2 separate regions of the Homo sapiens genome follow, and region 1 is linked to region 2. The links are chromatin loops, found by intact Hi-C in ENCODE. Cell type or tissue: MCF 10A. All regions are shown on one strand. Links, peaks and the distances in the headings refer to the core of each region. The heading gives the core; the rest is flanking DNA.

Region 1 (15,651 bases), core at 5,934-13,933, 410 kb before region 2:
TCTCAGTGCCCACCTCACAGCACTGAGCGAAGGGTCAATGTCAATGAGGTGGAGCACGTCACACTACCACAGCACCCGGTGACCAGGAGGTGCTCAAAAAGCATCCCCTGTTGCTTCAAACTGGGTCTGCTCTCAGAGCTCATGGCCTCTTGGGGGAGCCTGTCCTGCCATGAATAAACCTAAGACCAGGGTCAGAGAAAGGGATGCAGGAGTTCAAAGGAGGGAGCATCATTGTGGCTCAGGCAGACATAGGGAGAGAAAAGGAGGTGCAGTCAGGGTAGGCTTCCTGGAGGTGGTGTCCTTGAAGCCCATCCTTGCAGGATGGATAAGACTCCCAGAGGCAGACATTGGTGGAGGCAGCCCAGGAGAATGGAAGTGTGATGCTTGGGGGTCAGTGTGGGCAAGAGGATTTGTCTGTGTCCAAGTGCCTGGCTCAAGTCTGTGCTTGCTGAATGCAACAGAGGCCTGGGATGCTGGGAGGAACCTGAAAGGTCTCTCCTGCTGCCTCACCTTGACCTCCAAATAGATTTGACCCTCATGTTAGAACCAGAAATGGGATGAGGTCAGGGGAGTGGAGAAAGTGAGAGGCATTAGCAGACACAGGCCCCTATGTCACTGGTATCCCCCGTGCAGAGGGCTCCTCTGCAAGCCCCGCCCACACTCCATGGGGAGTGACAGGTGGGCAATAGCATGGGGCTGGTTAGAAACCCCAGCCCTCAAGCACCTTTCCCTGGGGACCAGGCCAAAGCCAGGCCCAGGAAGCCAGTGGCCAGCTGTCTCTATTCACTTGTTGGGGACGTGTCCTGAACTGGTTTGGGGTGGTTTTCTTGGAAAGGCTGTATTTTTGAGGTGGTGGTGGTGGGTTGTTGCTGACCTGGCCTATCTTTTTGGGACTCTGGGACTGGGTATCCCTGAAGGTGGTGGTGCTGGGGGATTAGTCAATTCCCCCTGCCTGAGGGCAGCCTGCCTGAGGCAGGGCCAGGTGGGACAGGCCTTGGTTGCTATGCAGTTCCTCGCTGGACCTCTTCCTCCTGGTGCAAACACGGGGCCTTCACCCCTGGGGTGCCCAAGCTGTCCCCTCACCAGGCTTCCTCCCTCGCATGCCAGTGCCCTCCAGCTGTGTTCCTCTTGCCGGCCTCTGTTGCCTCCTGGCCAGTACACCCTGCCACCTCCCTGCCCCACCCTGCACAGGTACCTGGCTCCCAGATTCAGGGGAAGAGAGGATCGGTGGTAGCATGCAGCCTGAGGCCCTCACCAGGGGTGGGGTCTGGGGATGGGGGGTGCCCAGCTGATCTGCTCTGGCCTTCCTGACTCCTTCCCCCTTTCTCCTCGCTCCCTCCCGGGACACCTGGCCTTTTAAGATTCTTCCTGGCCTTGAGCTGAATATGCATCCCCAAACCTCTGGGCTTGGGCCCTAGCTGCATCCAGGGCCCAACAAACTAATAAAAACATCAGTCACTTAGAGATCGGATGTTATGGACCTGGTCTCTTGCTAACAATTTTACCTGAACTGTCTGGTTTAATCCTCAACAATTTTATCAATCCTATTTACAGACAGAAAATCGAAGCTGGAAGGTCAGTCTGTTCCCTTGCTCCGTGGCTTCCTTTGGAGGCATACAGGCTGTCAAAGATCCTCTCCTCCCCGAGATTCCTCAGCCACACCCGGCTTCCTCTCTCTCCCATCCTGTCTCCTCTGAACAAGCAAATTCCCACAGGTTTTCCCCACTCCGCCTGGGCATTTCCCTGGAGCTTCTCTGGCTCCAGAAATATAGACCAGGGAAAGTTGAAGACAGGGACAATATCTGACAACTCCAACATCCAGGCTATTGTCACACAGCACTGAAGCAAATGTAGGCTGGAGAGGTCTCCACTGCTCCGCAGACATCTCAAACCAACACTCCAAGACTGAGCTCACTGTTGTCTCCCAAACCTGCTTCTCCTTCTGGTTTCATTTTAGCCAGTAACACCATCCATCCATCAGTTGGGCAAGCCACAGCCAGAGAGTCCCCTGGACTTCCACCCCTTCCTCACCTCCCACCTTACTTCCCACATCTCTAGGTCTGTGCCCTTCTGTCCATCCCCACAGTCCAAACTACCCCACACTGGAAGCAGTGCCTGGCACGCAGTGGATGTTCCATGAACATGTGTTGAATGAATGAATGCCTAGTTCAGGCTCTGGCCAGCTGCCTCCAGACTCCCTCCCTCCAAGTCTTTCTCTACTCAGTAGCCAGAAACATATGGAAAAGCTCGATCTAGTCCTGTCCCGCTCTGCTTCCAAACCTGCAGTGCCCTGCCGCTGAGCACAGGCTTTTGCTCACACTCACTCTCCAGGCTTGCAAGACCCTGTGTCACTCGCTGGCCCTGCCTGCCTCTGCAGCCTCCCCCATCCACTGCTTTATATGGATGTCCCACATAACACTGTTCTTTTTGGCCACCTGCACCAGGCTGATTCACACTTCTGTCTTTGCACGAGCCAGCCCCCCTGCCTAGAAAGCCTCCCCACCCCTCCCCATCTGCCTGGTGAGCTCTCCCTGCTGCAGATGCCCATTCAAAGGTCACCCTGGCTAAGAGGCCCAACTTGACTGCCCTGTTTGTCTATTATATCACTTCAAGCTCTGCCGTTATTTATGGATGCGCCTGGCCTCTCGGTGGACAGAGAAAATCACCAGGCCCCGGGGGCCTTGTCTTACTCATCCCTGTGTGGAGCTCCCAGCACAGGCCTTGGCACAGAAGGCCAGAGTGAAGGAAGCATCAGTTGAGCCTGAGGCACCTGGAAGGCCAGGTACTGGTGCAGGAGCATGCATTATGTACCTTTATCTTGTCCATCCGGTTCGCCCCTTAAACCGAGAAGGAAAAGGATTTCTTCTCAAATTGGGCCACTTGGGAACACTTGGATTGATTTTCCTTTGTTTATTTTTATTTTTACTTTTAACTTGCTTTCCAAAGTTAGGTTAGAATTGAGCTATCAGTGGTGGGTTTTTCCTAGCACAATTCCACTGACACATTTCAACAGCCCCTGCTTCTTGACCTGAGTGAGGCATCTCTCTTGATGGCATGCAGATGATTGCTTTGTAAAATATTTTTAAACCCTGACAGCTCTCCAAGAGAGAAGGCTGTTGTTAGGAGAGTGCGGTTACTTTCAATTTCTCTTGACCTTTTAGGAAAAGTTGTTTGAAATGTAATGTTTATTCTCTGCCTTCACAGAGTCCTTGGAGAATCTAAGATGGTATCGTGTTGTCAGTTATTTTCTTTCCAGCTTACTGCTGCACAAGCCTGGCCTTTATTTTGTTACCTGCAGATAGAGTATGGTGCATCTCCTCTTCTTCCAGTGGCTGGCACGTGAGTCCAGTGAGGGAGACAGGAAATCATCCCCTAGGCTTAGTGGTGATGGCACAGGAATGCCTGGTGCATGGAGCCTGGCCAAAGACGCCACATTTCCCTATCATCTTCTTTACCGATTTGTAAAATGTCGGTATAGATAACAGAGCTCTTAAGGGGTGATACAGTCTGGCTGTGTTCCCACTGAAAATCTCATCTTGAATTGTAATCCCCATAATCCCCACGTATCAAGGGAGAGACCAAGTGGAGATAACTGAATCATGGGGGCAGTTCTCCCTTGCTGTTCTCATGATAGTGAGTGAGTTCTCAAGAGATCTGATGGTTTTATAAGTATTTGGTAGTTCCTCCTGAGTTCATTCTCCTTCCTGCCACCTTATGAAGAAGGTGCTTGCTTTCCCTCTGCCTTCCGCCATGATTGTAAGTTTCCCGAGGCGTCCCCAGCCATGCTGAACTGTGAGTCAATTAAAACTCTTTCCTTTATAAATTACTCAGTCTTGGGCAGTTCCTTTTTTTTTTTTTTTTTTTTTTTGAGACGGAGTCTCACTCTGTCCATCAGGCTGGAGTGCAATGGTGCGATCCCGGCTCATCGCAACCTCCGCCTCCTGGGTTCAAGCAATTCTCCTGCCTCAGCCTCCTGAGTAGCTGGGATTACAGGCGCCCGCCACCGCACCCAGCTAATTTTTGTATTTTTAGTACAGATGGGATTTCACCATGTTGGTCAGGCTGGTCTCGAACCCCTGACCTCGTGATCCACCCGCCTCAGCCTCCCAAAGTGCTGGGATTACAGGTGTGAGCCACCACGCCTGGCCTTTGGGCAGTTCTTTATAGCAGTGTGAAAACAGACTAATACAAGGGGCATCTGTGCCAAACTCTTCATTTGGCATGGGAGAAATGAAAGGCCAGAGGGTGTAGGGCCAGGCCACGGTCTCTCAGTGAGGTTAGGACATGGCCAGGAGGTGACTGTATAATACAGTGGTGGAATGGAAAAAACACAGACTTAGCACTGGACAGACTGAGGCTTGAACTTCAAATCTGTCACTTACTCACTGTGTGGCTGAATAAAAGCCTTCCTTTGTCTCAGCCTCAGTTTCCTCAGTTCTAAAATGGAAACCATAGTAATCACCAGCATTTGTAGAGCGTTTTTGTGCAGGCGCCATCTGTATTTCAACTCACTAACTTTGCACAACATCATTCTGAGGTATTATTGTTATCACTACAATTTTAATTTTTATTAACAACAATTTTTTTTAAGATGAGGCCTCCCTATATTGCCCAGGCTGGTCTTGAACCCCAGGGTTCAAGTGAACCTCCCACCTTGGCCTCCCAAAGTGCTGGGATTATAGGTATGAGCCACCACACACCCGGCCCCACTCCACTTTTTAGACGAGGAAAGCAGGGGACAGAGAAGTTATAAAACTTGCCCAGGGTTGTAAAGAAGAGCGTAGATTCCAACCCAGGCAGTCTGACTGCTCCACATCGGGGGTCAGCAAACTTTGGTGGATGGACCAAATGTGCCCCAGTGCGTGTTTTTTTTTTTAAACAGTGTTATTGAGATATAATTCACATACTATACAATTCATGTGTTTAAAATATACAATTTGTGGTTTTTAGTATAGTCAAGACTGTGTATCCACCACCATGATCTATTTTCATCATCCTGAAAAGGAAACCCTTTACCTCCATTTTTTTTTTTTTTTTTAGACAGAGTCTCGCTCTGTTGCCCAGGCTAGAGTGCAGTGGTACGATCTCGGCTCACTGCAGCCTCTACCTCCTGGGTTCAAGCGATTCTCCTGCCTCAGCCTCTTGAGTAGCTGGGACTACAGGTGCGTGCCCCCACGTCCAGCTAATTTTTTTTTTTTTTTGTATTTTTAGTAGAGATGGGGTTTCACCATGTTGGCCAGGATGGTCTCAATCTCCTGACCTCATGATCTGCCTGCCTCGGCCTCCCAAAATGCTCGGATTACAGGCATGAGCCACCGTGCCCGGCCAACCCTGTACCTCTTAACCATCACTCTCCATTTTCCCCATGCCCCCCAACCCTAGAAAACCGCTAATCTACCTTCTCTGTGTAGATTTGTCTATTCTGGACTTTTTATATGAATGGAATCATCCAATGTATAGTCTTATGTGTCTGACTTCCTTTTACTTAGCATAATGTTTTCAAGGTTCATGTATCAGTACTTTATTCCTTTTTAAAAACAATTTCCATGTTTGCTATAAATCTTACTTTCCGAATCCCAAGTCTTCCTCTTTCTTGTTTTACTCCCTCATTTTGGGAGAGCACATTCTCAGTTGTTCCTCAAAAGTGTACTTGGAATATAAATTTTTGAGGCCTAGAATGTCTGAAAATATTATTCTAGCTTCATACTTGATAGTTTGGTTGGGTATAGAATTCTCCATCACTTTGACTTATAATTTTGAAGGCACTGCTCTACTATCTTCTAGATTCTGTGTTGTTGAGAAATCTCATGTCATTCTGTTTCCCATTCCTTGTGTTTTCACTGTCCCTCCTACTTTCTTTCTCTGGATATATTTAGGATTTTATCCTTCTCAGTCTATCAGAATTTAACATGATATGGCTTGGTATGTGCCTATTCTATTCACTGGGCTGGATACACAATAAACCTGTTCAATTTGGAAATTAGTATCATTATATACTGATAAATTTCTTACATTATCTATTATTTCATTCCTTTTTATTTTTATTTTTTTGAGACAGAGTCTCGCTCTCTTGTCCAAGCTGGAGTGCAGTGGTGTGATCTCGGCTCACTGCAACCTCTGACCCCTGGGTTCAAGTGATTCTCCGGCCTCACCTTCTGGAGTAGCTGGGACTATAGGTGCGCACCACCATGCCCAGCTAATTTTTCTATTTTTGGTAGAGATGGGGTTTCACCATGTTGGCCAGGCTGGTCTGGAACTCCTGACCTCAGGTGATCCACCTGACTCGGCCTCCCAGAGTGCTGGGATTAAAGACGTGAGCCACTGCACCCGGCCTACTTCATTCCTTCTTATTGCTAAATAATATATTATTGAATGGATGTACCACCTTTTATTTATCCATTTATCACTTGATGACATTTGGATTGTTTCCACTTTTGGGCTATTATAAATAGTGCTGCTATGCACATCTGTGTACACGTTTTTGTGTGGACACGTTTTCACTTTTCTTGGGTTTTCATTCCACCTGGGAATGAAGTCACTGGGTCGTATGGTAACTGTATGCTTAACCATTTGAGGCACTGCCAGACTGTTAACAAAGCACCATTTTGCATTTCCACCAGCAGTGTGAGAGCTGCAGTTTCTCTACATCCTCACACTTACTGTCTTTTTGATTCTAACTATCCTAGTGGATGGGAAGCACTATCTCACTGTGGTTTTGATTTGCATTTCCTTGATGGTGAATGATGTGGAGGATCTTTCCTGCTTATTTTTATTTTTATTTATTTATTTATTTATTTATTTGAGATGGAGTTTTGCTTTTGTCACCCAGGCTACAGTGCAATGGCGCGATCTTGGCTCACCGCAACCTCCGCCTCCCGAGTTCAAGTGATTCTCCTGCCTCAGCCTCCCAAGTAGCTGGGATTACAGGCATGTGCCACCATGCCCGGCTAATTTTGTATTTTTAGTAGAGATGGGGCTTCTCGATGTTGGTGAGTCTGGTCTCAAACTCCTGATCTCAGGAGATCCTCCCACCTCGGCCTCCCCGAGTGCTGGGATTACAGGCATGAGCCACCGTGCCCAGCCTCCTGCTTGTTTTTGTAAATAAAGTTTGGAACACAGCCATGCTAGCTCATTCATTTACATGGTGTCTGTAGCTGGTTTCTCATGATAATGGCAGACTTGGGTGGTTGTGACAGAACCTACAAAGCCTAAGATATTTATTATATAGTCCTTACAGAAAAAGTTTGCTGATTCCTGCTCTACACTACAGAGGCTTATAATCTTGCTGTGAAGGTTTGTTTATATCAAGTTCCCAATATACTGGAAGTGTTAAGCAAATGTAAGTTTCTTCCTTTCCTCCATCTTTCCCTCCCGCCACTCCTCTCTCTCTTCCTTTCTTTCCTAGGGCTCTTTCTCAGAGCAGACAAGATTAGGCCTCCATCTGCAGCTCCAATTTCTCCCTAAAGCTGTCTTCACCTCCCTCCGGCCTGCCCCTCCAGGTATGTCTGTCCACCAGGTGCCAGGTGTGGCTGCCCAAAGATACCTCTGTCTTCCATCAGCCTTCTCCAGGAGGCTTCCCAGGGCAGGGGCTCCACAGGAGGTGTTGCTAGTCTGGAGGTCTCCTAGTGACCATTCATCCCCCCAAGACAAGGGGGTGCTATCCTTGAGGCTGATGGCAGCTTCAAGCTAATCTCCCAGGGACAGGGATGCCCTGGAGGAAGAGGCCCAGGGGGAAGGAAGCCAGGATCACCTCCACTCATCCTCAGGATAATAACTAGAGGGGGCAGGCTCCCCAGTGCTTCCAGAGACCCTTTCATGAAGTTGTTGAGCCCCAGGGTACAGACCAGGGCTGTGGGACCCCAGACTTACTGCCATCTCCTAAGCTTCTTCCTTGGCAAAGTGAAAGCATTGGAAGGATGAGTCTTTTGGGGACAGTGAGGAGGGAGGAGGAGGAAACTGGGAGTCTCTGAAATTTGGCTGGTGAGAGGGGAGCCCAGTCCAAGCTCCTGGTGCCTGAGGAAAGGGCAATGCTGATGAGCCTGAGCAGCAGGAAGGGCCCCAGTTCCCTCCTATCTCGGTCCCCTTCCCACAGCCGCCCCCCACCACCTCTGGGCTGCTTAACTGCAGTAGACTCCTCACTGGTCTCCTCACCCCGATTCTGCCCCCAAGCCCTCTTCCAAGGTAGAATAAAGTTAGGGGTCAGGCTCTGGGCCCGGGTTGGCATATGAGCTCCAGAACTTCCAGCTGAGTGACTTTGGGCACCCACTTACTTTCCTTGTGCTGCTTCCTGATCTATAAAGTGGGAGACCACTGCTGTCTACCTCCTTAGTTGCTGTGAGCCATAAACTCAATAATCCACGTAAAGGGTTTAGGACAATAAATGTTAACTTACTTTTATTTCTCAACGTGCAGAGCTTTATTTCTGAAATAGAAATCTGACCAGTCAGTCCTCTGCTAAAAACCCTCCTAGGGACCCCTGAAGCTATGGGAAGGAGCTTGTTTTGTTTTTGTCACCAGGCTGGAGTGCAGTGGCACGATCTCTGTCACCCAGGCTGGAATGCAGTGGCACGATCTCCACTTACTGCAACCTCTGCCTTCTGGGTTCAAGCAAGTCTTATGCCTCAGTCTACTGAGTAGCTGCGACTACAGACATGTACCACCACGCTGGCTAATTTTTGTACTTTTAGTAGAGATGGGATTTCGCCATGTTGGCCAGGCTGGTCTCGAACTCCTGACCTCAAGTGATCTGCCTGTCTCGGCCTCCCAAAGTGCTGGGATTATAGGTGTGAGCCACTGTGCCGGCAGTGAAGGGGCTTGTTCTGACCCTGAGCTTGCCAGCCTCTGCATGTCTTTACCACACCCCTCCTGCCCACACCCAGCACCCCCTTACGTTCCCTAGTTCACCTGTCAGGGCCTTTCCCTGAGTGATCGGTTCTGCCAGGCGCCCTGCTCTTGTCCCTGTCCCCTCTTCTGGGACGTCCCTCCTTGACTTCCACGCACAGCATGGACACATGGGTGTGCAGAAGTGGAAAGGGGTACTCGGTGCACAGATATCATATGGCATTTTGCAAGCCATGAAGCAGGGCCCCACCCCAGTGGGCTGTTGGTCACTGTGGGTCCCACTGTCTGCTGTTGTGTTTGAAAATAGCCTCTGGCCTTATGCCTCTCCACCTAAGCACATAATGTATGACGTGGGTTCTTAAAACTTGGAATCAGTTAAAATGTATCTTATTTTAAACAAAACTAATCCATGCTATTAGAAGTCAGGAAAGCAATTACCCTAGGGTGGGGCTTCCAGGGTGCTGGGGATGTTCTGATTTTTGATCTGGGTGTTGGTTTCTTCGGTCTTTTCAGTTTATGAAAATCCATCGAAGTTTTCTGTGTGTATATTACCCTCCAATAAAAATGTCAAAACTGTTTTGTTTCGGTAATTTCCTCTTTCACCCCTATATCCCTTGACATACCTGTAGATACAGAACTGTAAAACCTAAGGCAACAATGCCCAGGCTAAATAATTCATAATCCAATTCCATAAGTGCCATTTACTCTGTGCTGGGCCCTGTGCTGGGGGCCCAGGGGACTGAATCAACCACAGCCCAGTCCTCCAGAAACTCCTGGTCTGTGGGGATGGGGAAATGCAGCCTAGCATGGGGTGGAGAGGTCATAAAAGCAGATCCAAGAGGAGGGGATGTCACTGCTTTCTAGAGAATCATAAAGCCAAGAGGGACATAGGGGCATAACAGAGATCAACAGGTTACTTGAGGGTTTGGTATATGCCGGCCGTTTCTGTTCTAAATGCTTTTCCATGTGGTGGCTAACTTAATCCTCAAAGTAACAGGAACACCGGGAGGTAGGTACTATCATTTTCACCTTTTCACAGTGAGGAAAGAATCACAGAAGAGCCAGGTAACCTATCTAAGTATAATCAGCCAGAAAGTGGGAGAGATAAGACTTGAACCCAGGCTGTCAGCTTCAGAACTCAACTCGTGCTCAGCCTCCAGGCTAAACTGTGCTGTGGGGAAAATAATGTTCAGTTAAATGCCCAAATACACAACGAGGCTCGACATACAGATGTGCTCCATGAACAATGGCTACTACTGACAATAAGAAAGAAACAACCTATTAGAGAAAAAGTTAACCTGAAACTGAACATGACGCCTTTTGCTCATTCATTAAGATCGGCCACGCCGCCTTCCGGGAACTGGATGCCCCCGGGAGCTCAGCCATACCCTAAGAAAAGGAGATTTTGTAGCTGGGCCTGAAGGATAAACTGAGCGGATTGGGTCAGGTGAGCTGTGAGGGAGGGTGCACCCAGCAGAGAGAGCAATAGTGGCAAAAGCCCAGAGGTGCAAAAATGTGTGTGTTTGCAAGCTTAGCTGGGCAGAGCTCGCGATTCAGAGGCGCTTCAGCCTTCTCCCTCTTAAAAACTGGACCTCGGGCGCCACCTGGTGGCGACCTCTGATACTAATAGGGCAGAAACAACCAGCTGGGGCAAAAGTTCCCCACACCCTTCTCTCCTGGACCATTTGTTCCTCCTGTCTCTTTCCCCACAAATGGATTTGCTGTAAAATGGACTTTTACAGCTGTTAACGTCAATTTAAAAATTTAAAAAGTCAATTGACTTTGACAGCTGTAAAAGTCCATTTTACAGCAAGTCCATCTGGGGGAAAGAGACAAGGTGTTGGGATGTGGATGGGATGGGAGTGGTGAAGACATGGTGAGGTCAGTGTCAAAACAAGCCCCTTCCCGGCCGATCGCAGTGTCTCACGCCTGTAATCCTAGCACTTTGGGAGGTCGAGATGGGTGGATCATTTGAGGTCAGGAGTTTGAGACCAACCTGGCCAACATGGCGAAGCCCTGTCTCTATTAAAAGTACAAAAATTAACCCGTGTGGTGGGGAGTGCCTGTAGTCCCAGCTACTCGGGAGACTGAAGCATGAGAATCGCTTGAACCCAGAAGGCAGAGGTTGCAGTAAGTGGAGATCGTGTCACTGCACTCCAGCCTAGGCAACAGGGTGAGACCCTGTCTCAAAAACAAAAACAAAACAAGCTCTTTCCCATATAGCTTCAGGGGTCCCCAGGAGGGTTTTAAACAGAGGACTGACATGGTCAGACTTCTATTAGAGAAAGAACACTCTGAGCATTGAGAAATAACAACTAAGGTAAAATTTTAATTTAAAAGTACATTGATTTTCCAGTTATTAAGGCAACGCGTGCTCATTGTAGAAAATGTGGAAATTATAGAAAAGAATAAAGAAGAAAATAAGTCACCCTTAATTCCATCACCCAGAATAACCACTACTAATATTTTGGCATATCTGCCTCCAGTGTTTTTCCCTGCATATAATTTTCACAGAGCTGAGGATTAAACTCGCTGGTGTTTAAATGTATGTTGAGTATTTTTGTGGACAAAGTCTTGGTGTGTGAATAAGTGTGGGTGTTGGGAGCTGGTGCTGGTGTCAGACCACTCTGAGTTTGAATCCTGTCTTTGCCTTTACTAGCTGTGACTTGGGCAAGCGCCTTCTCTTCTCGGAGTAGTAGCCATTTCCTTCACCATCTGTAAAATGTGATTAACAATGGGACCCATCCCAGAGCTGGTTTACAGATTAAATGACATGATGTATGCAAAATGCTTAGGACAGTGCCTGTCGCAGAGAGGTTACTCACCAGTAACAGATTACTACCTAAAGCTTTGTCTTTCCGACTCTTATCAGCAGTCTCTAGAAATGAGATTGATTTCAAGGTTCAAGGATATGAAGAGCCACAAGGTTGTTACGGTTTGCCAAAACTGAGTGGAAAATTTTAAGCAAGATCTCGTGTCTCCGGCACCACAGCTGTTCTCATTTGTCTCTATATTCTTCCAGGCCCTGTTTACGCAGAGCACTTTTTAAGCATTGTAATTGCAATGCTTGCACCAGTTCCCTTAATGTTACATCATCAACATTTTCCTAAGCGGCTGAAGCTGTCATTGACAGCGTTTGCTATCATTCACTTAACCATTTTTTAATTGTTGACTATCTGGGCAGTCTAATTTTTCATTCATTCATTCATTCATTCATTCATTCATTCATTCAACAGTTCCAGAATGCCTACTCTGTGCCAGGCACTGAACTAGGCACTAGGATATTGTGGTCAGCAAGAACAACACACCCTTTATATTCTGGCACCCAGACTCTGGCTGGCAAGACAGGCTATAACAAGTAAACAAACAAGTAACACTCCAACTGTAAACTATGGTGAGTGCTGGGAAGGAAAAGGAGAGAACTCCCGGAGAACTTTATTTTCACATTTGTGTATTTTTTGGAAGTAATCCTAGTCCTGAAATCTAACCTGCTTTTGCTTCTTAGCAGACACAGCTAAAGCTTTTCTTGAAGAAGTCTCATGTGGGTTTGGATTTTCCACTAACACATTTTAGAATTTCCTGAGAAGTCAAGGGTGCCATGGTATTCAAAGACCTGACAGTCGGGCTCAAGTGGGCCTTGTTTCCTTTCTTTTCTCCCTTGCTCAGAGGCTTGTATTTCAACTGGTCCAGTCTGCTCCCTGCCCTCTTGAAGAAGCAGATGATTATCCCCTTCTTAAATCTTGCTTCACCTTTTCTTCATCTTCCCTCTCAGTACAGGGCCTCCATGAGCCCTGGGAGTCTTTAAGCCAATGGGCAAAAGCACCCCCATCCCATGGCCAAAGCCATGATGGGTGAGGCTTTGCACACATTGGATTTCAACGCCCGCAAGGCCTCTTGCATGACTGCAGCAGCCCTATCCATAGCTCTTCAGTGACCACCCCACCTAGCTTTCTATCAACCTGATTCCTACTCCACCTCGAAGACTCAGCTTATAGTCTCTCTCTTATAGGAAGCCTGGTCTAGCTTTCTAATTCACAGTAAATTCTCTATTTCTTGAGCTACTGGATGAATTTTATTTTTTACTCTTTGCCTCATTGGCACTTAATCATATACTCCCTCATGACACCTCCTATTTTCCTCTCTTGCATAATTATTTCATCTGAATAAGTCTGACTTAGATGAAGAGATCAGAGGTATCTGTGCAGATGTATCATTTACACTGAATAATGAAGGAGCAGTAGCCAGAGATCTAAAGAAAGGCAGAGGGCATGTGCAAAGGCCCTGAGGCAGAAGAGGTCTCGGGATGTGAAGCCAAAATGAATATTTCTATATGGGATTGTCCTTACAGATTTGACATATGAGGCTGAAAATGACTCATTCATTAATACATCCATACTACTTTGTTCATACTACCATGAACAAAGCAAGGGCCACTGTGTTCCAAGACCCAAGAGATGGGGATACAGAGATGAATCAGACAAGATTTGTTCTTGCCCAGACTAATGGTGGAGGCTGAGATGATTTCTAGATAGTGTGACAGACAGACCAGGGTTGAGAGTTGTGGATGAGAATTATGGGTGTGAATAGAAGAGCACAGAGAGTAACTATTTCTGCCTGAGGCACTGGGAAAAGTTTGTCTAAGAACAGACATGAAGGAAGGGAAGTCCAGACAGAAGGAACAATGTTTACAAAGGCATGGAGGCAGGGAGAGGGGTTGATTTCAGAAATTGTAATCAGGAAGGGCCTCTTAGGACAATCAATGTTCTTGGACTTTATCTGTAGATGGTGACAAACCAGGGGAGGTTTCTAAGCAGGAGAGTGGCAGGTCTGGTGTGGAGAATGGGTGGGTGTGTGGCAGAGCTGGAGGTGAGCTATCAGCAGAAGCCTGAATTGGGGTGGTGATGATAGAGATAGATAAGAGAGGAAAGAGGAGATCTCTCTCTCTCTCTCTCTTTTTCTCTCTCGAATGAGTCTCGCTCTGTTGCCCTAGGCGTGCAGTGGCGCGATCTCAGTTCACTGCAGCCTCTGCCTCCTGGGTTCATGAGTTTTGTGCCTCAGCCTCCCGAGTAGCTGGGATTACAGGCATATGCCATCATGCCCAGTTTTTATATATATATATATATATATATATATATATATATATATATATATATATGTTTTTTTTTTTTTTTTTTTTTTTTTTTTGAGACCGAGTCTCACTCTGTCGCCCAGGCTGGAGTGCAGTGGCGCGATCTCGGCAAATTTCAAGCATGGATGACTGAATGAAGGTAGTGCCACTTGCTGAGATCAAGGACACCAGGAGGAGGGACAGGATTTGGGGGGTAGGTTTGTGGAGAGAAATGGGGGGACAGTGAGGCCTTCTTACTGATACCACGGACAGCTCCAAGAATTTCCAGAGGACTTGCATCAGACTCTATGAGTGGTTCTTGCCTCCGCTGCCTTAGAATCAGCGGAGGAGCTAATTTAACATGCAGATTCCCAGGTCCACCCAGATGTGCTGCATCACAGTCTCTGGGGGTGGGGTCCAGGAGCCTGCATTTTAAATAAACACCCCGGGTTGTTCCCATGCAAGTGGCCAGACGACCATGCTTACAGAAACTCTGAAACAAAGTCATGAAGGGAACAGATGCGAGCGCCCTCTGCTGCTAAAAAGGAGGTTTGGATCTCTTAAGTTTATGACTTGGACATTTCAAGGCAGTTTATTCAGCAAGTGAAACCCCTGGACTAAAGCAAAGAAACAAGACACCTGGAGAGATGAGAGAGGAAGAGGGGCCACGTTCCTTGACAACTTCTGTGTTTCTTTCACCCTGTAGTGTCGAGCGAGGCAAAGTTCCCCTGTGTGCAGTCGTGGCCGCTGTGGTCAGTCTGGGGTGCTGTTACACCTTCTCAACCCCACTTCCTAAAAAAACAAATGCGGCTCCCTCAGGTGGGAGGGGAGAGCTTTCTCCTTGGTTTGGCTTTAAAATGATGGCAACTCCCAAAAATGGAAAGCAGGGGCTCAAACAGGTATTTGTATACCAATGTTAACCGACATTCTTCACAATAGCCAAAAGGTGGAAACAACCTAAGTCCATTGACAGATGAATGGATAAAAACGAGGTGGTGTATGCACACGACGAAATATTTTTCAGTCTTAAAAATGAGTGAAATTTGGACTCATGCTACAACATGGAGAAACCTTGAGGACATTATGCTACGTGAAATAAGCCAGACAAATACTGTATGATTCCACTGACATGAGGAACCAGGAATAGTCAAATTCATAGTCAGAAAGTAGAAATGGTGGTTCCCAGGGACTAGGAGAGAAGGGAATCCCGACTTATTGTTTCATAGACACAAAGTTTCAGTTTGGTAAGATAAAAGAGTTCCGGAGACCCATAGTGGTGCTGGTTGCACAACAATGTGAGTATACAGAATGCCACTGAATTGTACACTAAAAATGGTTAAAATGGCAAATTTTGTTATATTTTACCACAACAAAAAAAGTGATATAAGTAAAAGCAGTCAGGCTGGACGTGGTGGCTCACGCTTGTAATCTCAGCACTTTGGGAGGCTGAGGCGGGTGGATCATCTGAGGTCGGGAGTTAGAGACCAGCCTGGCCAAGATGGTGAAACCCCGTCTATACTAAAAATACAAAAAATTAGCCGGGCATGGTGGCCGGCTCCTGCAATCCCAGCTACTCACAAGGCTGAGGCAGGAGAATTGCTTGAAGCCGGGAGGCGGAGGCTGCAATGAGCCGAGATCACACCATTGCATCCCAGCCTGGGCGACAAGAGCGAAACTCTGTAACAACATCAACAACAACAACA
Region 2 (15,651 bases), core at 4,659-12,658:
ATGTGCAATTCCCATATACATGTACAGGACTGTTAAAAACACTCCGTTTGTAGTGACATGTGTCGGGCCTAGCTCATCTGCAAAGATTATAGGTGGTCCCCATAATCACTCCCTTGCCTAGGGACAGACTATGACCCCCTAGCCACACCCACTAAGGCCTGGCTGTATCCCACTTCTCCTGCAGATGGCGCTGGACCACAGGAGCCCACGCTTGCTGACCATTCCCACTGGGCAGCTCTAGCCCCCTCACATCGCTTGGCCTCAAATCTTCATTCAGACAAGCTGTGGGCCGATTACTGGACCTCTCTGAACCTCAGTGTCCCTATGTGTAAAATAAACTGATGATGATACCTACTTTATGGGACCTGGGAAGGATGAAATGAGGTACAATGTCGCCAGAAAGACAGTAACTATTAAGCAACTACACAGAGTAGTAGGTTTATTGCAACCAATACTGATGTTGGCTGAGCACCACCACCTCTTTTTGCCCAAATGGATAAATGACAACCAAGGGTGGGAGTCAGTCTGGGCTCTCCAAGGAGGCTGTGGGCCGCCCGGCAGGGGGACAGGGACATGAATGAACATGCTTGCAAAATGATTCTGGAGCCGCAGAATGTCATCCAGTTTGGTAGTTTTGAACTCTCTTAAACAAGCACTTTTTTTTTTTCCTAAAGCAACCTCACTGAGACTCCCGATGCCCAAAGTGCACGGGGCAGGCAGGGCTGCTCAGGTGGAGGCCTCAGCTTTCATTCACTGGAGCAAGGACTGATGTCTAAAGCTCAGCAAGCAGCCTACACAGTCTGCAGGGACCCGCGGCTCCCTCCCCAGATGGGGCACTCTGCCTCTATTAAAGCAGCCCATGTCCCCATCTACTTGTCAGGCAGCTGTGCCACGACGCTGAGGTCAACCAAGGCCCCAGGGCTTTTGCACAAGGCTGCTGCACAAGGCTGCTGCCTGGTGCCACCCCCCCAGCTCATTCCCTGACGGCTGGGCGTGGATAGCTGTGTAGCCCCCGCCCCTCTCTGTGGATGGCCCATTGCCCATCTGGACACCCTTCCTATGCCAGCTGATCCCCTAGGCCCTAGGCTTCCATCATATCACTGAGCAAAGCACAGGGCAGTTTGAGTGGGGGTCAGAGGCCTGGGGGGTCTTTGGCTGGAAGGACCCAAGTTCTTAAGCAGCTCTACTACCCCAGGAGTAGAGCTACACCACCATCCTGACATCTGGCCCACAACCCTGCTGCTTCTCCAGAAGGTCCTGAACGACTGTCTCAAAGGCCTTTCAGAATTCAAGACACGTGATTTCTTCATTCACTCATTTCAATGAATTCCACATGATGATGATGATATATTACCAGCAATCAAGCTTCTGTTCTGACGAATCACTCCCACCCTAGGAGAGGATGCCTAGGAGCGCCCAATGCCTGTTATCAGGAATCCTTGGGAGGATAAGAGCTTCAGAATTCAGGATGTTTTGGATTTCCGGGTGGGGGAATGCAGGCTCAGAGAAGTTAAGTCACCTGCTGAAAGTGGCAGAGCTGGGACTGTAACCAAGAGAGTTCTGGCCCCTGGGATGGGCAGCGTGGGGACTCCCCCATATAGGGAAACAGATGGACAGCTCTGATCATCCTCCCCACACTCAGCCCCAGGCACTGTACTAGGCCTCAAGGACCAAAGCCAAGGCGGGAGGGAAGAAAGGGAGGCCCGCTCACTCCCTGAGTGCAGAGCTGTCCCACAGGGGCTCCCAGTGAAGACCTGGAGGCTTCCCACCCCCAGGGAGGGGAACCTTGCCCAGTGCTGTCCTTGTCTGTGCCACACTCCCAGCCGAGGAGGCAGCCCCTAGGGAACCAGGGATCTGCATTTCAGCACCGCCACCTGGACACCCGGGAGCCCCACGTCACCAATGGTCTCAAAGGCACTGCTTCTCAACTGAATACGAAGCACTGAGCAACATGCCTAGCACATAGTAGGTGCTCAATCAAGGGCGGGTTCCTTCCCCCAAGCCCAGCATCTATTTGTCCTTGCATTCTTCCTCCAGGCCTGTCTTCATCACCCTCTCCCCTTTCAACAGACTGACCTGGGCTGCTGCAGATGGGCATGTGGGCCTGGCAGAACTTTGTCACCCGTTAAGCTCTCAGCTGCCCACTGGGGAACCCCAAGACAGTACTCAGGATGGAGGCAGAACCCTGTGGGCCCTCCCTCCGCCAAGGCCCGGCTCCTCCCATGGCAGTTTCTAAGGCCCATCCCCAAAGAGAGAGCCTTGGAGAAGGGAGACTGTTTTGACAGGCATGTCTCTCAATATCTTTCTGGGGCTTTGCCCGAATGCCAAAAGCACATCTAAATAAACAGGAAAGGGAGGAGAAGATCCCATCCAGATCCTGCCACCTCTCTCGGCTCCAGGAGGGGAGAGATGCTGGGTGCATGAGCTGGCAGGCCGACCTGACACCGCGGCAGGCTGGTGGGGGCACTAGAAAAGGGCTGGGGGTGGTGGGGGTCCTGCTTCCAGAGTCACAGAGTGAGAGTCAGGAGGGCCCACAGAGGGCAGCCAGGCCAGTGACACTGAGGAGACATCTGAGGCCCAGAGGGCAGTGGGACCTGCCCAGCGTCACCAGGCGGAGCCATTAGAACCTGGGTCCCCTGCTCCTTGCCCAGTGCTCTTTGCATCTTCAGCATCCACGCTTCAAGAACCTCCCAGTCTGCCCACACTTCCTCTTTCTGGGCCACAGTCTTCCCATCTACAACACTAGGGGCTAGACTGGGTGATCACCAAGCTCCTTTCCAGCGCTGATATTTGATGATTCTATAAAGTCAGAGCAGCTGCCAGGGCCAGGGTGCCTGGGCCGCCCCAAGCTAGGCACTAATGGCATCAGGGAATTCTCTGGCTTTGCCCAAATCCTTCAGATGCGTCATTCCTCCTGCCCTCCCCTTCCCTGTTCCCCGGTCTCTACCCTCAGCAGGCTGCCGGGCTTCTCTGGCCTCCTCCCCTCAAGGGTATGCACCATCAAAGAGAGTCCCAGCTGGAGAATGACTCACTAATGGAATGTCAGACACTGTGACAGGCGAAAGAGGGGAGGCACCTTAAGCTGGGATTAAGTTGGTGACTTCCTGGTGGCCACCTACTCACAGGCCACCCTATGCCCACAGAATCCTCTACAATCTCATACCAGTGAGATCGCCACATATTCCGCCTGGAGAAGGTAGCCAGACTACTTAAGTCAAACAAAGAAAACCAATTCATAGGCCTTGAGAGCCTTCAGGGAAGCCCCAGGAAGAGGCTGGACCCTGACACTCTAGGGTCACTGTTGAGTTAAAATACTGCCTGGAAAGACACACTTAAACATGTTCTCATAGAGAAATATACAGGGCCAGAAACATACACAAGTTCAAGGACAGGCATGCATACAAATGCACACAGGAAAGGCATCCCACAAAGAAATGTATGTGTAAGCATACAAGTACCCCAGTGCCACCACACATACAGACACACACAAACACATACACATTGATCAGCACACACACGAATACACACATACACAGCCATGAAACATACAAGCTAACATACAAATACACTGAAATAAGCCAATAAATATACACATGTACTCAGCTATCATCAGGCACCAGCAGAATTGTGCAGACACACAAGCTAAACACGCTGGCCCTCACGTGCTCACATTCACAACCAGGACAGGAAGGGCAAGTGGCCCAGGAAGCTCCAGAGTTAGGAGCCCAGATCTCAGGACCAAGGCAAGAAAACAGCTCTTAACGGCTTCCAAGATAACTCCCCCTGCTTTTCTCGCAGGGCTTCACTTTGGACAATTTGTTTGCTTCTCTCACACTCAAAGCTCGTTTTTACAGCTTACAGCTCCCAGAACCTGTGACTTTTGGAGTTCTGTTCCCTGGCAAGAGCTGAAGCTTCCTGCCCTAAACATTTCTCCTGCCCATCAGTACAGCTGAAATTCCACTGTTTGACACACCTCTTTAGGTCCTAAGGGTAATTCAATCTCTAGGAATCCCCAGGTAAAATGTAAATAATTTTCATCCTTCCTCCGGAAGAAGGTGGGAGCAGGGGATTCCACCACTTAATGGCTCTGGGGCCTTGGGCTCATGACTTAACCTTCTATGCCTGTGTCCTCTTCTGTAAAATGGGGACGAGGTAGTTGTGAAGATTCAATGAGATCACGCATGGAAGAAACTTAGCCCATTTCCCTGCATACAATAAATACGAACTGCTATCATTGCGGTCATGATCACTTTCATGGTCATAGTTTTTTTTTTTTTTTTTGACATGGAGTCTCTCACTGTCCTCAGGCTGGAGTGCAGTGGCGCGATCTCGGCTCACTGCTATCACTTCCTTTGACCACCAGAGACCAGCCCAGCCGTTAGCCAGAAGGGCCTGGGCTGTTCCTCCTGCCTGGGAAGGAAGACTCTCCACACCCTTCAGGTACCTCCTCAGTCTTTCTCTTAGAGGCCTCCCCGGATGTCCCCACACTAGGCCAGGTCTCCCTGTAGACTTACCACAGTTGTAATTATAAGTGTGTTTGTTTAGTGCCTCCCCCACCCCATACTGGACTGTAAAGCCTCCAGAGCAGGGGCCATGGCAACCTGGGTCTCCAGTGCTGGACGCCTGGCAGGTATTCTCTCAATATTTCTTGAATGAATTCACAAATATTTAATGATATAAAAGGAAAAAGATAAAGTGCTCTGTGGGGCTTTTTAAAAGGATTTCACTTGGGAGCAATCTGGGCAGACTTGCTGGAGGAGGCAGCTTTTGACAGCATTTTAGAAACATTGAAGGTGGGACAGCAGGTGGGCTTGCTGAGATTGGCTGGGGCAGGATAGCCACATAAAGGCATTCCAGGCAGACTCACAGCATAAGCAGAGGTGTAGAGGTAGGACAGCGGGGAGTCTGGCTGCCCTGGGAGGCCCCTGGAGTTATCACAGGTCCCTCCAGCCTCCAAGTTATACACCACCACCTGAGCCTGGGCTTGTAATCCCTTCCCCAGGGCAGAGGACACCCAAGTAAAGGGGAACCCTAAGGAACACTGAGAGTCTAACGGAGGAAAAAGAGGGGAGCCCAGATTTGAAGAGGGTAAAGGTGAAGCTGGGAGGGGAGCTGAGGACGTCAGCAGAGCCCTCCTGGTACCTGCCAGTGCCCAGGATTAGGCGGGCATCAGCGAACAGAAACCAGTTACGCATTCCCAAGGTCTCAGCTTGGGATGTGACAACCCAGAGCAGCCAGGGAGTGACTCATTGTCCCATAGATCCTCCAGCTGACACTTGCCTTAGCATAATAAGCCTGTCCCAGAGGTCTGGATGGCTACAAACACCTCATCAGCTCTTTAAGCTCTCAGCCAGCCCTGGCTAAGGGGTGGGGAGTTGGATACCCAGGGCCTCGTGGCTGCAAGGAAGCCGATTCCACCAGGAGGTTACACCCCTGCAGCAGGGTCTATACTATCTCCGCCTGCCTGCACGTCCTATCACTGAGGTCCCAGCCAGTCCTCCCGGGGCTTGCTGACTTTAGTGCTCATTCCCCAGCAAAACTCCCCTATCCTGTGCTCTGTGCACTGCATGAGTGGCAAGAAAACCACGTTTGGAGTCTATAAGTCTGGGGTCAAAACCCAGCTCTGCTATTAATACTAATGAGGGCTCTTCCAACACGCTGCTGAGAATTAGTCAGATGTGTTTAGTAAGCCCTGTCTAAGCTTCAGGCACTGTATTAGAGCTTCCCATGACTTCTCTTTAATTCTCACAACCCAGTGTGCAGATGGGAGAACAGAAGTTCAGAAAGGGCAACTAATTTGCACAGCACCGCACGGTCAGGAAGCGGCAGAGCTGGGTTCAACACAGCAGACAGGCTGCTCCAGAGCTAAAGCTCTCATGTAATTCCATTACCAGACTGAGGCGTTGAGCCAGCACCTAAGCTGCTCTGTGACTCAGTTTCCCTGCTGTACAATGCGGGGATTAGTCTAGCTGATCTCTGAATTCTTTCCAGCTTTGTTGTGCCTCCCTGGTGACCCATTTGCAGGTGACAACACATGGGGGGGGAGTCTCCCGGGGACAAATGGGCACTAATGGTGGGACTTTCAGGTTTGCGCTGGGCCACAGGGAGCTTCTGTTGGGTAGGATTCCCCTGCACTTCCAGGCACCCAGCTGGCCCGGGGGGCCCCAAGGCAGCAAGGCAGGAAAGAGATGCTATCTTGTTTCTCTCCCTGGACCAAGAGCCACCAAGGAAAAAACAGGACCCCAGGGAGCTCCAGGACTGAGGACCAGTAAACACTAGTGGGAGGGAGGGGTGGGGGAAACTCCATAAATCCACCTGAGTAAGCAGTGCTTTTAAAAGCCCTTTTCACTACAGAATACAAAATGCACCATTTTAGGAGAGGATTTTATAGGCTATTTCTCCTGGGTGATTTACCATCTGCGGGCCAAGGTTCACCTGGGAGTCCTGGCCTCAGAAGGCCCATGGGTATGGGGTGGAGTCAAGGTCAGTTTCTTTTTTTTTTTTTTTTAGATGGAATTTCACTCTGCCACCCAGGCTAGAGTGTAGTGGCGCGATCTCAGCTCGCTGCAACCTCCACCTCCCAGGTTCAAGCTATTCTCCTGCCTCAGCCTCCATAGTAGCTGGGGTTACAGGCATGCGCTACCACGCCCGGCTAATTTTTTGTGTTTTTAATAGAGACAGGGTTTCACCATGTTGACCATGCTGGTCTAGAACTCCTGACCTCAGGTGATCCACCCACCTCAACCTCCCAAAATGCTGGGATTACAGGCATGAGCCACCACGTCCGGCACTTTTCAAGGCAAGGGCTGGTGTCCTTGCTGGCCTCTGGTGGGCTGGGTCACTTGTCTTGACCTGTCCTCCCAAGGCAGGGGACCACTCTGGCCTCAGACACCCAGTGTGGGGGCTGGCAGAAGTGTGGGGGCTGGCAGAAGTGGAGAGGTCACGGCTCACCCTCTTCCCTGCTCACCCTGCGCTTACTCCATTTAATTCGTTTACTCCCTGTCTCTCTCTGTCTCGTGCACCTTCATTCCGCAAGCCCCTCATGAGCCTGCCACAGGTGAGTCCTTGCCCCAGTGCTGGGAGTTCAGACAAATCAGAAACAGTCCCTGTCCTTGAGAAGGTGACCACCGTCTGGTGGGAGAGACAGAAGTGATGGATCATGAAGTCACAGAGTCCGTGAGGGAGCGTGTACAGATGGGGTGTTCTGCAACCTGGACAGAGCCCTGGATGGCACTAGTGAGCTCTGGAGACAGAGAGAGATGGGGAGGAATTGTGGGTAGAAGGATCCGCCCACACAAAGGCGTGGAAGCTGGGACAGCCTGGGGGGCTTGAATGCCAGGCCGGGGAGCTGGATCCCCCACCCTGCTGGGAGCCATCTAAGGTGCTGGAGCAGGGGAGTAACAAGCTCAGCTCGTTTTAGACGTTCTTTAAGCAATTCCACAGGAGAAGTTACTCATCCCGATGCAGAGCCTTGTGTTAGAAACAGATGTCACTGCTGCCACCTCCACAGAGGGCCTCCTGGCTTTGGAAACAACAATTGCCGCTTGACAACTCAGATATAATTATGTCTGTAATCCCACCAAAATACCACTTGATCGTTTCATTTTTGTAGCATGAGGAGGTGGGAAAATGAAGGCGTCTGAGCCTTGCCCCTGACATGCAGGCTCCCCCACCTCCCAGGAAAGGGGAGGACCTGCAGGGCCACAGGGCAGGATGACAAGAGGAGAGCAGTTCTCTCCTATCCCAGGGGTGTCTGACCCCTAGGGCCAGGCCTGCTCAAAGTAGGGGCAGGACAAGATAAGGCAGAGAGATGGGGAGGCCTGGGTCCAAATCTCAGCTCTGTCCCTGCAAGCCGTGTGGCCCAGGACAATGCACCTCCCCTCTCTGGGCCTCAACATCCTCGTCCGTAAGATGAAGAGAAAAACAGCACTGACTAGCAAAGACTGGGCTGCATGCTATGGTCCAGGCGCTGTGAGAACTTCAAGATCCAGGCCCATGAGAGGAGCCACCCTCAGCTATCTCTTCACTCCCCATCTGCCTTGATTTTGTCACCTTCTATGAGTGAGATTTGTGTTATCTGAGCCTCGAGTTGTAAGGATTAAATGAGACAATACTTAGAAAGTGCTCAGCACAGGGCCTGACTCAGAGTACTATGCAGAACAGGATTCAAAATCCCCCATCGTACAGACAGCAGAGGTGGTAGAGCTGGGATTCGAACCCAGGCCAGTGGGACTTGGAGTGCAAGCTCTGACCACCACCCTGCCTCTCCCACAATGCCCGCCTTACCCCCTCTCAAAGCAGTGGTAGGTGGAACAGGTGCCTATAACCCATCAAAGGGTGGCAGTGACTGAGTGTCTGTTGGCCCCAGCCTGGTGACCACAGTGCAGCAGCCCTGCCTGACAGATCACATGCTGGTCCACCTCACCCTGTGCCCTTTCTCTTGGTGGACAGCTGTCCCAGCCCCAGACCTTGTTCCATCCAGTGTCCCTGACCAGGGTCCCCTTTCAGAACCCCTGGCTTTCTGGTCAACCTAGGCCCAGCTGGCACAGCCAGTCATGCCAGGCCCAGCCATTGACAGGTGCTCCCGGATCTGAGCTGCTCCCAGCCCCCAGCAGTATGTTCTACACCTTGTTTAGCCAGCTAACACCTTGTTGGGCCAGCTCCCTGTGGCCCCTGACACACAAACCCCTGGGACTTCAACACTCACTGGGAGGAGCCACCCAGAAGTCCACTTGCTACCCTCTGCTGCCCCCAACTGGCAGGAAACCACCCTGCGCAGACACCTCCATCTCCATCTGAACTCACCACCTAAGAACTTGGTCTCTGGTCCCCTAGGAACCCCTCCAGCCCCTCTCCACCTTCTACTGCCAGGGCTGAGCCCTAGAAGTTCAGTCAGGGGTGATGTTGCTTTGGGGCCGTGACGGAAGGGTATGGAAGTGGGAGGGGTCTGCCCAGTTACCTGGGGCTCTGGAGGAAATGTGGGGTGGAGGTGCACCCCTCACACAAGCAAAGGGAACAGGTGTGGGGAATGCTGCCTTGTGCCAGGCACTGAGCCCTCACAGCCACTCTGTGGGGAGGGGTTCCTGCCCATTTACAGACAGGGAAAGAGAGTGGGGCAACTTGCCTGAGCCATCCTACAGAAGGGAGCAGTGGCCAAGATTCTAATCCTGCTTCATCCCTGGGTTGGGGGGACTATCCCTGGGAGAGGCCAGCACTGTACCCCAAGACCCTGAGTGGGTGTGAAGAGAGGAAGAAAGGCCCCCACAGAGAGCATTCCACTCGCCAGTTACTGAACCTGGCAGGGACTGGGGTGGTGGCCTTTACACCTTAACGGGAACCAGTTCATCTGATTCCATGCTGCCCAACAGGCTTAAGTGCAGGGCTGGGGAAATGGAATTTACAGGGATGGCCTTCTGATGTATTTGGAAGTCCCCAGGGCAGGAAGAGGAGGGGGTACAGAGGCTGGCTTGTTCCCTTCACTTCCATCCTCCTCACTCACACTGCCCAAGCCAGCTGCCACTTGCCAGGATGAGGCAGAAGATTCCAGGGATCCTTGAAGTGGGCTCTTCCCCCTACCCCTGCCCAAGGGCATTCTGAGCACAGATGTTGGGGGGGTTGGAACAGGCTCCTGAGAACCTGCTTGAGAAAAGCAATTTGCTTGTCCCCCCAACCCCATGCTGGATCCCCACCCAGTCTTGGTCTCTGCCCACTGAAGGAGCTCCAGACTCTCCTAGCCTGGTCAAGTATGCTGCACTCCATGTCTGCTCTGGCCTACTCTGGCCCACCTCACCTCCCTTGCTGAGGACCTCATACTCCTGTTAATATGGCCTTAGATCCCATCTGCTCTGTTCACTGCCGTGGATCTCTTGTCGCTTCCATTCCAGCCACTTCCTCACATTTCAGCCCCCAAACTGCGCTCAGTTCCTGCTGTCATTTGCTCATGCTGTTTCCCATGTCCTGGCCTTTGCCTGGAATGTCCTTTCCCCTTCACCTGCCTGGAAATTACTTCACCAAGCCCCGGCTGGCCCTTCTGTATTTCTGCAGGTAGCAACTACGTTTTCATCCTCTTTGTATCCTCAATGACTGGCATAGGCCCTGACACATAGTTGGTGATGATGGCAAATTTATCGAAAGAAAGAATAAAGAAAGGCAAAAGGAGAGAAGAAAGTAAGTTCGTTCACACCGCAGCAAGGCTCGCAGACGAGAGCTGGGCTCCTGCCCCTACCACCCACCAGCTGGAGACCTGCTGAGGCCAGGCCTCTCTCCTCCCTAAGCCTGGGATCCTCAACTGTAAAATGGAGCTGATGAAACCACCTTCCTGTGTATTAATGGGGTGGGGCGACAGCCTCCCAACCCTACCAATACTGCAGCAGTCCCACCTCTGTCCCAGGCCTCAGACTAGCCTGGTCTTGGATTCAGGAGGCTCCAAGACCCCCTGTCCCCAGACTCCTGCCCCGAAGAACATCCTTGCCCCACCCTGGCCACCCCGGACAACTCCTGAGTCCCACCTTCCAACACTCCCTCTGCAGAAAAGGGGGATGCCCCCCGCGGAAGGCAGACACAGACCAAAATGACGGTAATGTTCCTTTTGGGTTTGAATAGTTTAATACCAATCAGCCTCCGTGAAGGGCAGGGATGGAGGGAGTGAGGGTGGAGGGGGCGGAGGGGGCAGGGTTTGCTCTTCCACCACCCCGCCCATCCGCTGAATACACGCCGGATGCTGGGTCAGGAGACTGACTCACAGAGCAGAACTAAGCAAATTCCTCATACTTCAAGGAGAAAACTGGGGCGCCCATGGTGGGACCCCACCCAGGGGTCCAGCACTACCGCCCTGTTACAGCCAGGACCACGTGGCTGACATCCCTCCACTGGTTGATGGGCCACAAACATAAATATGTCCCAAGTGAACGACCATCTGAGATGGACCCACAGCAGCCTGGGCCAGTGGAGGGAGCCCCAGCAAGTATCCTGGGCAAGCTGCTCCTCTCCAGGCCTCAGTTTCCCCATATACCCTGGGACAGATCTGGCTTGTCTGATCTGTGAGCCTGGCTGGCTTTTCTGTTCCCCACCCCAACAGCCACCCGGAGCCTCCGTAGCTTGGAAGGGGCACAAATGGGGGGCAGCGGGGCCGGCTCTGCAGGGAGCAGAGAATGCCCCCTCCTGGACCTGAAGTCATGCATTCCTCCTTCAGGCAGCCCGCAGCCCAAACTTCGGGTCCCTCTACAGCTGGGGCTGGGGCCTGGTGGCCAGGAGGGGGCAGTGTGCAGATGAGCGGGAAGGAGCTGTCGTGGGGCTCCGAGGGCAGTTGGACCAAAGAACACCCATTCCTCCCAGGAAATGTGATGGGGGCTGGGAGAAGGGCTCAGCTCAGACGGGGTGGCTGATATCCAGGTGCTGGGAGGAGAGGACAGGAAGGAGTAAGGGGTGAGGACCACTGGATGCGGGGGAGAGGGACAGAGACCTGGGCTCAACTCCAGGCCCTACCCTAGACATGCTGTGTGACCTCAGGAAAGGACCCTCCCGTCTATGATTCTCAGTCCCTCCTCTGTATAGGGAAGGGTTGAACCAGTTAATTTCCAACAGCCTTTCCATGGTGACATGGGCGGGAGGGTCACCCACTAGCTTGCATGTTTGTGTTCACATGCCTGTTTCTTGAGTTTGTGTGACAGAAAGACAGCTGAAACATGGGGAGGGTGCAGGGAGGCTACAGGAGTGAGAAAAGGGGTGAGCAGCTGGAAAACCTGAGGTCCACAGCTCAGAGGTCTACTGCTAGCTCCACTCACAGCCATCATCCACTGTGGTTCTTGTATCCTGCAGGGGAAAGTCCAAAGGCTTTAGCTCACCCACCAAGGTCTCTCACTCTTCTCTCCAGGCCCTGAACCCATCCAGCACTCCAATCACACAGGGCCATTAGCTTGTTTCCTTCTATTCACTTCACTAACTGAAATACTCTTCTCCCTTGGTTCCTGACGAACTCCTATACACTCCTCAAAGCCCAGCCCCAAGAGTCCCTTCTTTAAGAATTCTTCCCTGTCCTTCCTGGCCAGAGATAACTGTTCCTTGTTCTGTCACAGCATCCTATGCAGGGTGTGCACAACCAAGCACCAATAAAAGTGAGTTGTTGAAAGAAACCAAAGACCTGCTCCTAGAAGCATCCATAATCAACCCAATGTTGAGTTTATCTGCAGTTTCTGCCAGACCCCTGGGCCTTCCCCTCCCTGACACTTCTCCTTCTCCATCTCGCAAAAAATAGCCCTGAGACCTAATTTCAGCTAAACCTTCAAACACGACTCTCCACTTTCAACTTCCCGAGGAGGAATCAATTGGCTGTCAAGTTTCCCTGAGCCTCTGCCACCTCCCACACCCCAGGCCTGCCAGCCATCCTCAAGGTTGATGGGAGGGGGGTGGGGGCAGAGGAAGGAGGGAGGGAGGAAGGACCCAGCCCGCAACAGGGAAGTTTGGGGCTGGGGAAGGGAGCAGGCTAAGGAGCTCGTGGGGAGACCAGGAAGAGTCATCAGCTCTTTGCCTCCCAAATCAAACCACGGCTCCTCTGCCATGGAGTGGCAGGAGAGAAAGAACAGCATGCTGTTGCTGCTAAGGGGTCCAGGGCCTGGGGAAGCTGGGTGGGCACATGCAAAGCCCCCAGACCCAGTCTGACCATTGGTCTATGCAGATCCAGGGCCCCAGCTTGCTGCCTGCCACCCTTCCCTCCTTCCCTTCCAGGAGACACTACTGGCACAGAGCAGACAGACCTGGGTTTGAATCTCAGGAGCCTGAGAGCTGATGGCCACAGATGCACAGGAAGCCTCTCTGGTCATCTACTCCCAGGCCCCTTCCCCCATCCTCATTCAGGGCCCCCTATAACTTGCAGGGCACATGCCAGCCTCGTAGCACTGTGTGGTCCTGGAGAGCCACTCCCCTACCCCCCAACTCTCCCTATAGGAGGGAGGGAGTTGTCCCAGATAGGCAGAAAAGTTCCACTCCTGAGCAAGCCACAAAGCTGGTATGAGGCTGTGCAGGGCCTGAAACCTGGGTCGGGGAACTCTCTAGAGCCCATTCTCTTAGCTACTGCACCAGAACATTTAAGCACCTATTTATGCCTGAACTGTACGCTGCCTTACAAAGTCCATCCCCCACATTTCACAAAAGGGGAAACTGAGGCTCTCCCAGGGTCATACAGTCTACAAGAGGCAGGGGCAGGACTAGCACTGAGCCTTCAATGCCCTACAGAGTGGCTGCAGGTCCTCGGCTGACTCACAAAATGAGGAGGGGTGGCATGTGATGGTGTAAACAACCCAGGCTCCTGAACTGCTGTCAGCTGGGTGGTGACCTCTGACAAGCCCTTCCCAGGCCTCAGTTTCCATGGAGAAGGTGGACAGGCTGAGCCTTGTAGACCTTACACCGTGACTCATTGATTCTCCCTGCGGAGCACCCCTGTAAGAGATGCTGACAGCCTGCCATCTGGGTTTGAAATGGCAGTGAAGGTGGCAGTTATTCCAGTACATCCTGTGGCATCTCCCCTGCCTCCCCGAGGCAAAACCATGTTTCCTGGGTTCCCTCGAGGGTCTACACAGAGCAAAAGTCAGCTGAGCACGTGAGGACATAGCTTTTGGGAGCCTGTAAGTGAGCAAGTGTGTGCTACGGGCTAGGGGAGGGAGGAGGGTGCTTCTGGCCCTGCACAGGGTCTGTGTGAGGGACTGTCCCCAAGGCCCAGGCCAGGCTCACCACTGACCTTCCCCCAAACACCTTGTCCTCTGCCTGTACTCCAACCCTCCTAGATCTTTACTGATGTTTTACAGCCAAAAATGGAAACCCGATTTGGATGTTAATGATGGATTTCATCCATGAAGCACCTACCATGGGTCAGACTTGGGCGACCACATTCACCAAGTCCACAGTCCAAGCAAAGTCTGTCATTCCAGATTTTACTGTCAAGAACACAAGGCTCGGAGAGGCTCAGTGGCTACTGAAATCACATGGGTCATGGAAGATCTGGGATTTGAACCCAGATCCCCACCTCTGAGTTCTCCAGTCCCCTCAGCTCCCAGCACCCAGCCCAGAAGAGAATCTCAAATCACATCTCTTAAGGACCAAGGTGCCCAGGAAAGGACACAAAACGTAGATGTCCGGCAGTCCTGACTCAGGAGCTGAGTGACACCAGCTAAAGAATTTCACCTCTGAACCTCAGTTTCCTCACCTGTGAAATGGGCACACTAATGGTGCCTCCCCTAGAGGGTTGCCATGAGAAGTGGGCAAAACGACCACCTTGAACACGCTCTCCATCCTGCAGACCCTAACCGGGCAGGTGGGACTGCGAGTTGAGTCCCAGGCAGCTCGAGGTTCCCAAGGCTGGCTCTGACTGAAGGTGGTTTCTACCCTGGGAGACAGAATGAAGACACCACTACAGGGAAAACACTGATCCTAGCTGTCACTTAAAGAGCTGCAAATTATAAAAACTTTAAGGTGTGATAATACCCCTATTAGAGCAACTCAGAAAGGGAAATAGCCGGAAAAGCGATGCTGATGGGGTTCTGGGGGGGTGTGGGGCAATGGATCCGCCTCCTAGCCTGAGGATGGGTGTGCCTCATGCCCTGGAGTCACAGAGACCTGGGGTCGAATCTTGGTTCCGCCACTTAGTAGCAGTTGGAGCTTGGGCAGCAAGTGACTTTACCTCTCGGAACCTGTTTCCTCACCTGGGAAATGGGGTAACCAATGTTTCAGCTGTAGGTGTGTCTCCTGGATGAAGAGAGATCAGGTAGGCTGGGCGTGGTGGCTCATGCCTGTAATCCCAGCACTTTGAGAGGCCGAGGTGGTAGGATCACCTGAGGTCAGGAGTTCAAGACTAGCCTGGCCAACATGGTGAAACCCCGTCTCTACTAAAAATACAAAAAATAGCTGGGGGTGGTGGCAGGCTCCTGTAATCCCAGCTACTCGGGGGGCTGAGGTGGGAGAACTATTTGAACCCGGGAGGCAGAGGTTGCAGTGAGCCAAGATCACACCACTGCACTCCAGCCTGGGCGACAAAGCAAGATTCTGTCTCAAAAAAAAAAAAAAAAAGAAAAAAAAAAGAGATCAGGGATGTAGGACAGTGAGCCCAGTGCCTGGCACACAGTAGGCACTTCATCAATGGAGGTGGCTACTATTACTAATTATTATTAGTCATCGTTCCCTAGGGTCCCCCTGAAGGCCCACCCTGCCTGCTGTGGCCCCAGGGATCCAGAGAGATCAGAACTTGGTCTTCGCTCCAGCTGATGGGGGTCACCCTTGTCCCAGCCTCCAAGCGCTCCCTGCAGGCTGGAGACCAGCTTCCTGAGACCCCCTGGCCAAACTCAGGGCCATGACCCTGAATCGTCTCAGCGCAGGCTTCCTCCTCATTGCCCATGGGCTCAACCCCCAGCTGGGGACTCAGAATCACCTCCTGGGGAAAGCTTGTTAAAATGCAGGTTCCCAGGCCCTGCCCTGGCCCAGTGGACTGAAATCTTAAAGAAGGACAATAAGCTAGTTTTTAAGGCATTTTTATAACATACTGGCAGTGGAGAGAATCAGTGGCCCTGGGGAAAGCCCCATCCCTTTGGCCTGGTACTGGAGGTTCCACGTGACCTTGACTCGGCCAGGCCTCCCAGCCTCACCTCCTACACTGTCCTCCAGATC

What was found. Hi-C counts contacts between places; a loop is a spot of excess contacts. Peaks named below come from ENCODE experiments on the same cell type or tissue, not always from the same donor. Only the 100,000 strongest peaks of a DNase experiment are listed, where the experiment ranks them.
Region 1: it touches region 2 in a loop (7-fold over the local background); 6 of 110 quality-filtered maps call a loop at or near these places.

The regions. Positions count from the first base shown.
Region 1 is chr9:122,094,263-122,109,913 of GRCh38, reverse strand. It overlaps LOC124902263 (a long non-coding RNA gene), which reads right to left. Exons shown (of 2, transcript XR_007061757.1): 2 at 14,514-14,740. Among named protein-coding and RNA genes, the nearest start is that of TTLL11, 8.8 kb to the right of the region's middle. In MCF 10A, for the core only: a CTCF peak has its summit at 10,438 (motif pointing left); a DNase peak (open chromatin) is centred at 10,433.
Region 2 is chr9:121,680,150-121,695,800 of GRCh38, reverse strand. The region is part of intron 2 of DAB2IP (DAB2 interacting protein); the gene reads right to left. Among named protein-coding and RNA genes, the nearest start is that of DAB2IP, 36 kb to the right of the region's middle. RefSeq lists enhancers at 8,485-8,634, 11,002-11,502. In MCF 10A, for the core only: CTCF peaks have their summits at 8,742 (motif pointing left) and 11,246 (motif pointing right); a DNase peak (open chromatin) is centred at 8,740.